Linked DNA regions of Mus musculus: region 1 is linked to region 2. The links are chromatin loops, found by intact Hi-C in ENCODE. Cell type or tissue: left cerebral cortex. All regions are shown on one strand. Each heading gives the region's core, and the rest is flanking DNA. Links, peaks and the distances in the headings are about the cores only.

Evidence for each region. Peaks named below come from ENCODE experiments on the same cell type or tissue, not always from the same donor. Only the 100,000 strongest peaks of a DNase experiment are listed, where the experiment ranks them.
Region 1: a loop joins it to region 2, with 2.1 times the contacts of the local background. A loop is called at or near these places in 2 of 42 quality-filtered maps.

The regions. Positions count from the first base shown.
Region 1 is chr7:29,573,117-29,576,312 of GRCm38, reverse strand. It overlaps 4930432E11Rik. Among named protein-coding and RNA genes, the nearest start is that of Gm38982, 19 kb to the right of the region's middle. In left cerebral cortex, for the core only: no CTCF peak of the experiment used is centred there; a DNase peak (open chromatin) is centred at 1,485.
Region 2 is chr7:29,733,545-29,736,740 of GRCm38, reverse strand. No RefSeq gene overlaps it. Among named protein-coding and RNA genes, the nearest start is that of Gm23103, 2.3 kb to the left of the region's middle. In left cerebral cortex, for the core only: no CTCF peak of the experiment used is centred there; no DNase peak of the experiment used is centred there.

The DNA.
Region 1 (3,196 bases), core at 442-2,941, 160 kb after region 2:
TGGTTTCTCTTCCGATGGGATTAACTTCCCCTTCTTCTCCTTTGTTTCCTCCTCTGGGTGGGTTGGTTTCCTTTCTGATGGGATTAATTTCCCCTTCTCCTTCTTTGTTTCCTCCTCTGGGTGGGTTGGTTTCCTTTCTGATGGGATTAACTTCCCCTTCTCCTTCTTTGTTTCCTCCTCTGGACGGGTTGGTTTCATTTTTGCTGTGATTAACTTCCTTGTCTCCTTCTCTGGTTCCCCCTCTAAACTAGCTGATTCCTCTTCTGGAGTGATTAACTTCTCCTTTGTTTCCATCTCTGGGTGGGTTGGTTTCCTTTCTGATGGGATTAATTTCTTCTTCCCCTTCTTTGTTTCCTCCTCTGGATGGGTTGGTTTCATTTTTGCTGTGATTAACTTCTTCTTCTCCTCCTTTGTTTCCCCCTCTGGTTCTTCCTCTGGTTCCTCCTCTGGTTCCTCCTCTGGTTCCTCCTCTGGCTCCTCCTCTGGTTCCTCCTCTGATTCCTCCTCTGGTTCCTCCTCTGGCTCCTCCTCTGGTTCCTCCTCTGGTTCCTCCTCTGGCTCCTCCTCTGGTTCCTTCTCTGGACGGATTGACTTCTCTTCCTCTGTGATTAACTTTAACTTTCCCTTCTCCTTTGTTTTTTGCTCTGGTTGCACTGTTCTCTCTTTCTTTGTGATTAACTTCTCCTTCTCTGGTTCCTTCTCTGGACTGGTTGGTTGCTTTTCCTCTATGACTAACTTCCCCTTCTCCTTTGTTTCAGTGAACTTCATCAATCTCTTTTTGTCTTCGAGCTTTGTCAACTCCTTTTTGTCTTCAATTATTTCCTGTTTTCTTTTGCCTTGTTTTCTTGCTGTCACTTTAGGCTTCTTTTTCTCTAAGATCTCGTGACTGTCTAAGATATCTGTCTTCTTTGTCTTGTCTTTTGGAGAAATATCACGTTTCTTCTGAATGCTTATTCCCTCTTGATCTGCAGCTGTTGTCACTTCCCCCTTGATAGCTCTTTTAGGCACCTTTCTTTTACGAACAGGTCGTTCCTGCTTGGCTGCCTCAGGTTCTTTTGGTTGTGTATATGAGAGCCTTCTCCAGGGACATAGGTCTGTGAAGAAATCCCAGCTGGGTTGGTCAGTAAGCACCATATCGGCGAAGTCCTCCAGTTCTTTCCCCAGATCCCTTTCCATCCCTGGATGAGAAGTTGCTATTCTTGAAGTGACAAGGTGGCAAATATCCTCTCGCCAAGACTTCCTCTCTTGGTGAGAGATCATACGCCCGGGAGTCCCTCCTATTCCACGACTTTTTTTAATCCCCATGTCTTTGTCTAGCTCAGTAGGAGGTGGTAATTTCTTTTGGAGTTTTCTAAGTGCTTCTGAAGTACCCTCTTTTGACTCCTCTTGTTCTATGTTTTCTTTTTCCGTTTTCCAAGGCTTCTTTAAGTAAGTCTGGGTTTTTGGCTTAAGGGCCACATCCTTGTCTGTGGCTCCCAGGGTTGCCAAGGCCTCTTCTTCCAAGGCCTCTTTGGTTCCCAAGATCTCTTCAGCTCCCAAGATCTCTTCAGCTCCCAGGGCCTCTTTGGCTCCCAAGGCTCTTTTGGCTGCCAAGGTTCCTTTGACTCCCAAGGCTCCTTTGTCTACTAATTCCTCTTTGACTTCTGTTGCTTCCTGGGTTTCTTCCTGGATTTTGTCAGAGCCAAGAGGCAGCTCTGGCATTAGGGAACCATCCTTGGTGTCAACTTGCACAATTCTCCTGCCCTTTCTTGGTTCCGCTGCAATCTCTAAAATCTCCTTTTGCAAGTCTGTCTTTTTGCTTCTCTTGGATATCTTCAGGGTTCTTCTAACTGTGGGATATTTGGAGAAAAATAGTAAGAAACTGTGGAGGTTGTGAGGTTTTCTGTGATAGCTAGTTTAGTGAACTTTAAGTAGAGCTACTAAGGCAGAGAGGACTGATGCGTTAGAGTTTATAAATGGTTTTATCCATGCTTTGACCTTGGCATTTGTTTCTGGGGAGCTTGCTTGGGGAGACTGCTTTCTGTGAGCCAGACCCTCCCACTTCCCTGGGCTGCTTTTTATGTCCTTTTGCCTTATTAGCCCCAGATAGGTCCCACCCATCACCCCATGACCATCCCATAAATACCAATCTTCCTGGTCTTGTTCTGAATGTGTTTCCTTCTTTTCTTCAGCCCATCAACCATTTTAGAGCCTGGCACAGACATAAGTGATTCTTTGACAGCCATCTCCAGGTCCTTCTCCAAATCAATAGAAAAGCGAAGGGAGCCAGCTCTGTTTGACAAGCTCAGGTCTTCATTTAGCCGCTCCTTTATACAGCCATGCAAGTCCTGCAAGTCATGTGCCTGAACCTTCAGTATGTCACTTAGAGAAAAATCATCTGCCACTTCTTCGCTATAAAAGTAATGAAGAAAGGAAGACAATTCTGAGCAGTGGGTAAGACAACATTTTAAAAGAAGGTGTGGGGCTGGTGGTGGCAGTGGTCTTAGTGCGCGCCTTTAGTTCCAGCACTCTGGAGGCAGAGGCAGGATCTCTGTGAGTTTGAGGCCAGACTAGTCTACAGAGTGAGTTCCAGGACAGCCAAGGTACACAGTGAGATCTGGTCTTGAAGAAAAGAAAAAAAGAAATAGAAAGAAAATGAGAGAATGAGAGAGAGAGAGAGAGAGAGAGAGAGAGGGAGGGAGGGAGGGAGGGAGGGAGGGAGGGAGGGAGGGAGAGAGAGAGAGAGAGAGAGAGAGAGAGAGAGAGAGAGAGAGAGAGAGAAAGAGAGGAGTTTTGCTCTTAAGAGCACTGGCTGCTCTTCCAGAGGACCTGAGTTTGGTTCCCTGAACCCACATGGTGGCTCACAACTGTCTGTAACTCTAGTTCCAGGGGCTTCTCGTCTCTGCAAGCACTGCACACACACACACACACACACACACACACACACACTCATGCAGGCAAAATACTCACACACACATAAAAGAAAAATGAATCTTTAAAAACATTTTCAAAATTAACAAGAGAGAAGAGAATAGAAAGTAAAAGAAAATAGAAGAAGAGAATAATAGAATAAGGGGGGAGGAAAAATTATCAAAGCAGAATGGAAGAAGCAGGGGTGGGGTCACCCAGAGCAGAGTGGAAGAGGCAGGGGTGGGGGCATCCAGAGCAGAGTGGAAGAGGCAGGGGTGGGGTCATCCAGAGCAGAGTGGAAGAGGCA
Region 2 (3,196 bases), core at 357-2,856:
TCACAGCAGTACCAGTACCAGTACAAACTTCCACTCCCAGTACCAACTTCTGTCTTAGTTAGGGTTTTACTGCTGTGAACAGACACCATGACCAAGGCAAGTCTTATAAAAAACAACATTTAATTGGGGCTGGCTTACAGGTTCAGAGGTTCAGTCCATTATCATCAAGGTGGAAGCATGGCAGTATCCAGGCAGGCATGGCACAGGAGGAGCTGAGAGTTCTATGTCTTCATCCAAAGGCTGCTAGTGGAAGACTGACTTCCAGGCAACTAGGGTGAGGATCTTATACCCACACCCACAGTGACACACCCATTCCAACAAGGCCACACCTTCAGATGGTGCCACTCCCTGGTCCAAGGATATACAAACCATCACACCATCTTTAGCTTCTCTCAGGCCATAATAATTTTCAAACTTGAAGCCTAATTTATTCATTTGTTGATAGTCTTCTGGGATGTAGTTAAGGCTGACCTTTAGGGAACGATAAGGGTTTTCAAGTTGATTATGCCAGGTTTTCATGGTGAGGACAATGGGTCCTTGTGCCACTCCTTTTGCTTCTTGGTCAGTCATCTGATTACCTCTAACCACAGGGTCTCGGCCTTTTTGATGCCCTGGGCAATGAATGCATGATGGCCACTTTAGTTGGCAAATGGATAGCCTCAAGGAGACTCAGCATCTCCTCTTTATTTTTTATGTCTTTGCCTTCTCACATCAGCAACCCACTTTTTGTCTATAGATGGCACCGTGGATGTGGGCTGTAGCAAAAGCATACCTGCTATCAGTGTGGATGTTGATGGGTCATCCCTCAGCCATCCGAAGGGCTTGCTTCAGGGTGATCAGCTCGGCTTTTTGTGCTGATGTACCCTCTGGTAGGCTGCTAGCCCATACAACTTGCTGGCATCTACCACCACCGCCCCTGCCATCCTCTTACCTTCTACCAGAAAGCTACTTCTGTCCGTGTACCAGCTTGGAATGCCTGGCCATGGCTGGTCACACAGATCACTTTGGATCCCTGTTTCTTCCATAAGGATGTCTGCACAGCAGTGAATGGGCGAGGAGTCGTCCATCTCAGGCAGAGGGTAGCAGGGTTGAGGATAACGGGAGGAGCAAACACAATCCGTTCAGTCAGCAACAGACTCTGATAGTGGGTCATTTGGGCGTTGGTCATCCATTGGTCTGGGGGCTGGCGGATAATGCTCTCAAGAGTGTGGGGGGCCACCACAGTCATTTGTTGTCCCAAAGTTATCTTGTCAGCATACTTAACAAGCAAGGCTACCGTTGCAATGGCCTTCAGACATGTGGGCCATCCACTGGCTATTGGGTCCAGCTTTTTAGACAGATATGCCACGGGCCTTTTCCATGGCCCCAGAGTCTGGGTAAGGAACCCTCTGGCCTCTCCTGCCCTTTCATCAACATAAAGGGTAAAGGGCTTGGTTAAATCTGGCAGAGCCAAAGCTGGCGCAGTCAACAGGGCCTCCTTAATATTCTAATAGGCTCTCTGGTGTTCTGGTGTCTATTTAAATTCCCCACTTTCCTTTGTCAGGGGATACAGGGGGCAGCCAATGTTGCAAACCCAGATATCCAAAGTCTGCAGAACCCAGCAGTGCCCAAGATTTCTCTCACCTGCCTCGGAGTAGCCGGTACTGGTATCTGAGTCACAGTCTTTTTCCTAGCCTCCGTCAGCCATTGCTTCCCATCTCGAAGAGTGTATCCCAGGTAGACAACTTCCATTTGACACAACTGGACCTTTTTAGCAGAGGCCTGGTACCCTAACTCACCCAGTTCCGTTAGCAGTTTCTCAGTACCTTGCCTGCATTCTTGCTCTGAGGTTGCAGCAAGGAGCAAATTATCAGCACATTGAAGCAAAGTTATCTGGAGTTTTTTTTTTTTTTTTAAAGCTCTGAAGGAGGCTAAATCTCCATGTAGAGCCTCATCAAAAAGGGTGGGGGAAATTCTTTTTTTGTTGTTTGTTTGTTTGTTTTTGTTTTCGAGACAGGGTTTCTCTGTATAGCCCTGGCTGTCCTGGAACTCACTTTGTAGACCAGGCTGGCCTCAAACTCAGAAATCCACCTGCCTCTGCCTCCCGAGTGCTGGGATTAAAGGTGTGCGCCACCACTGCCCGGCGGTGGGGGAAAATTTTAAACCCCTGGGGTAACAGTGTCCAGGTCAGTTGTCCCGTTTGTCCAGTGTCAGGATCTCTCCACTCAAAGGCGAATATAGGCTGACTGGAGGGATGTAACTTTAAGCACAAGAAAGCATCTTTTAAATCAAGTACTGTGTACCACTTTCGCTCTGGGGGAAGTGAGATGAGGAGGTTATAGGGATTGGGAACCATTGGGTGAATGTCTTGGACCCTCTTGTTGACCTCTCTCAGGTCTTGGACAAGTCGATAGTCACCAGATACCAGGTTTCTTTACCGGCAGCAGAGGACTTTCCAGGGCAATTGGCAAGGCACCAGAATACCTTGTTGTAACAGTCTCTGAATATGAGGCCTAATCCCATCCCTCGCCTTGCGGCTCATGGGGTATTGCCGCACCCCTATAGGGGTAGCATCCGTCTTTAATCCCACAACTACGTGGGGGGGGGTTACTCTGACAGCCATTCCCATGCCTCCAGTCTCCTCCCATGCTCTAGGGAAGGCAGTCAACCAGTCTTTCAGGTCTAGCACTTCTGCTTGCTTTGTGCATTCATGCAAACGATATTCTTCCTCGAGCTGCAGGGCCAAGACCATGGAGGTGGGGGATTCCCAACTTACTCTCGGCCCTTTTTGGGTAAATCTGATCTATACCTTTAGTTTAGTCAAGAGATCTCTCCCCAGAAGTGGTGTGGGACACTTAGAGATAACCAAGAAGCAGTGTCTCACTTGTCCTTTCCCTAAATCTACGGTACGTGCAGTGGTCCAGGGATATTGTTTCTGACCTGTGGTTCCAATTACTATGGCTCTTTTATTTTTAAGTTTTCCTAATGGTTGTTTCAACACAGTGTTCGGCTCCAGTGTCTACTAGGAAGTCCATAGGGGTCCCTTCCACAGACAAGGTTACCCTAGGCTTGGGGAGGGGGTCCGAGCCCAGTCTCCCCTAATCATCATCTTCTAGGGCCAGAACCTTAGGGGCCTTTCCCCTCTTCTTAGGGCATTCTCTTGCCCAATGTCCTTTCTCTTTGCAATATTCACATTGGTCCTTCTCCGGAGTCCTCT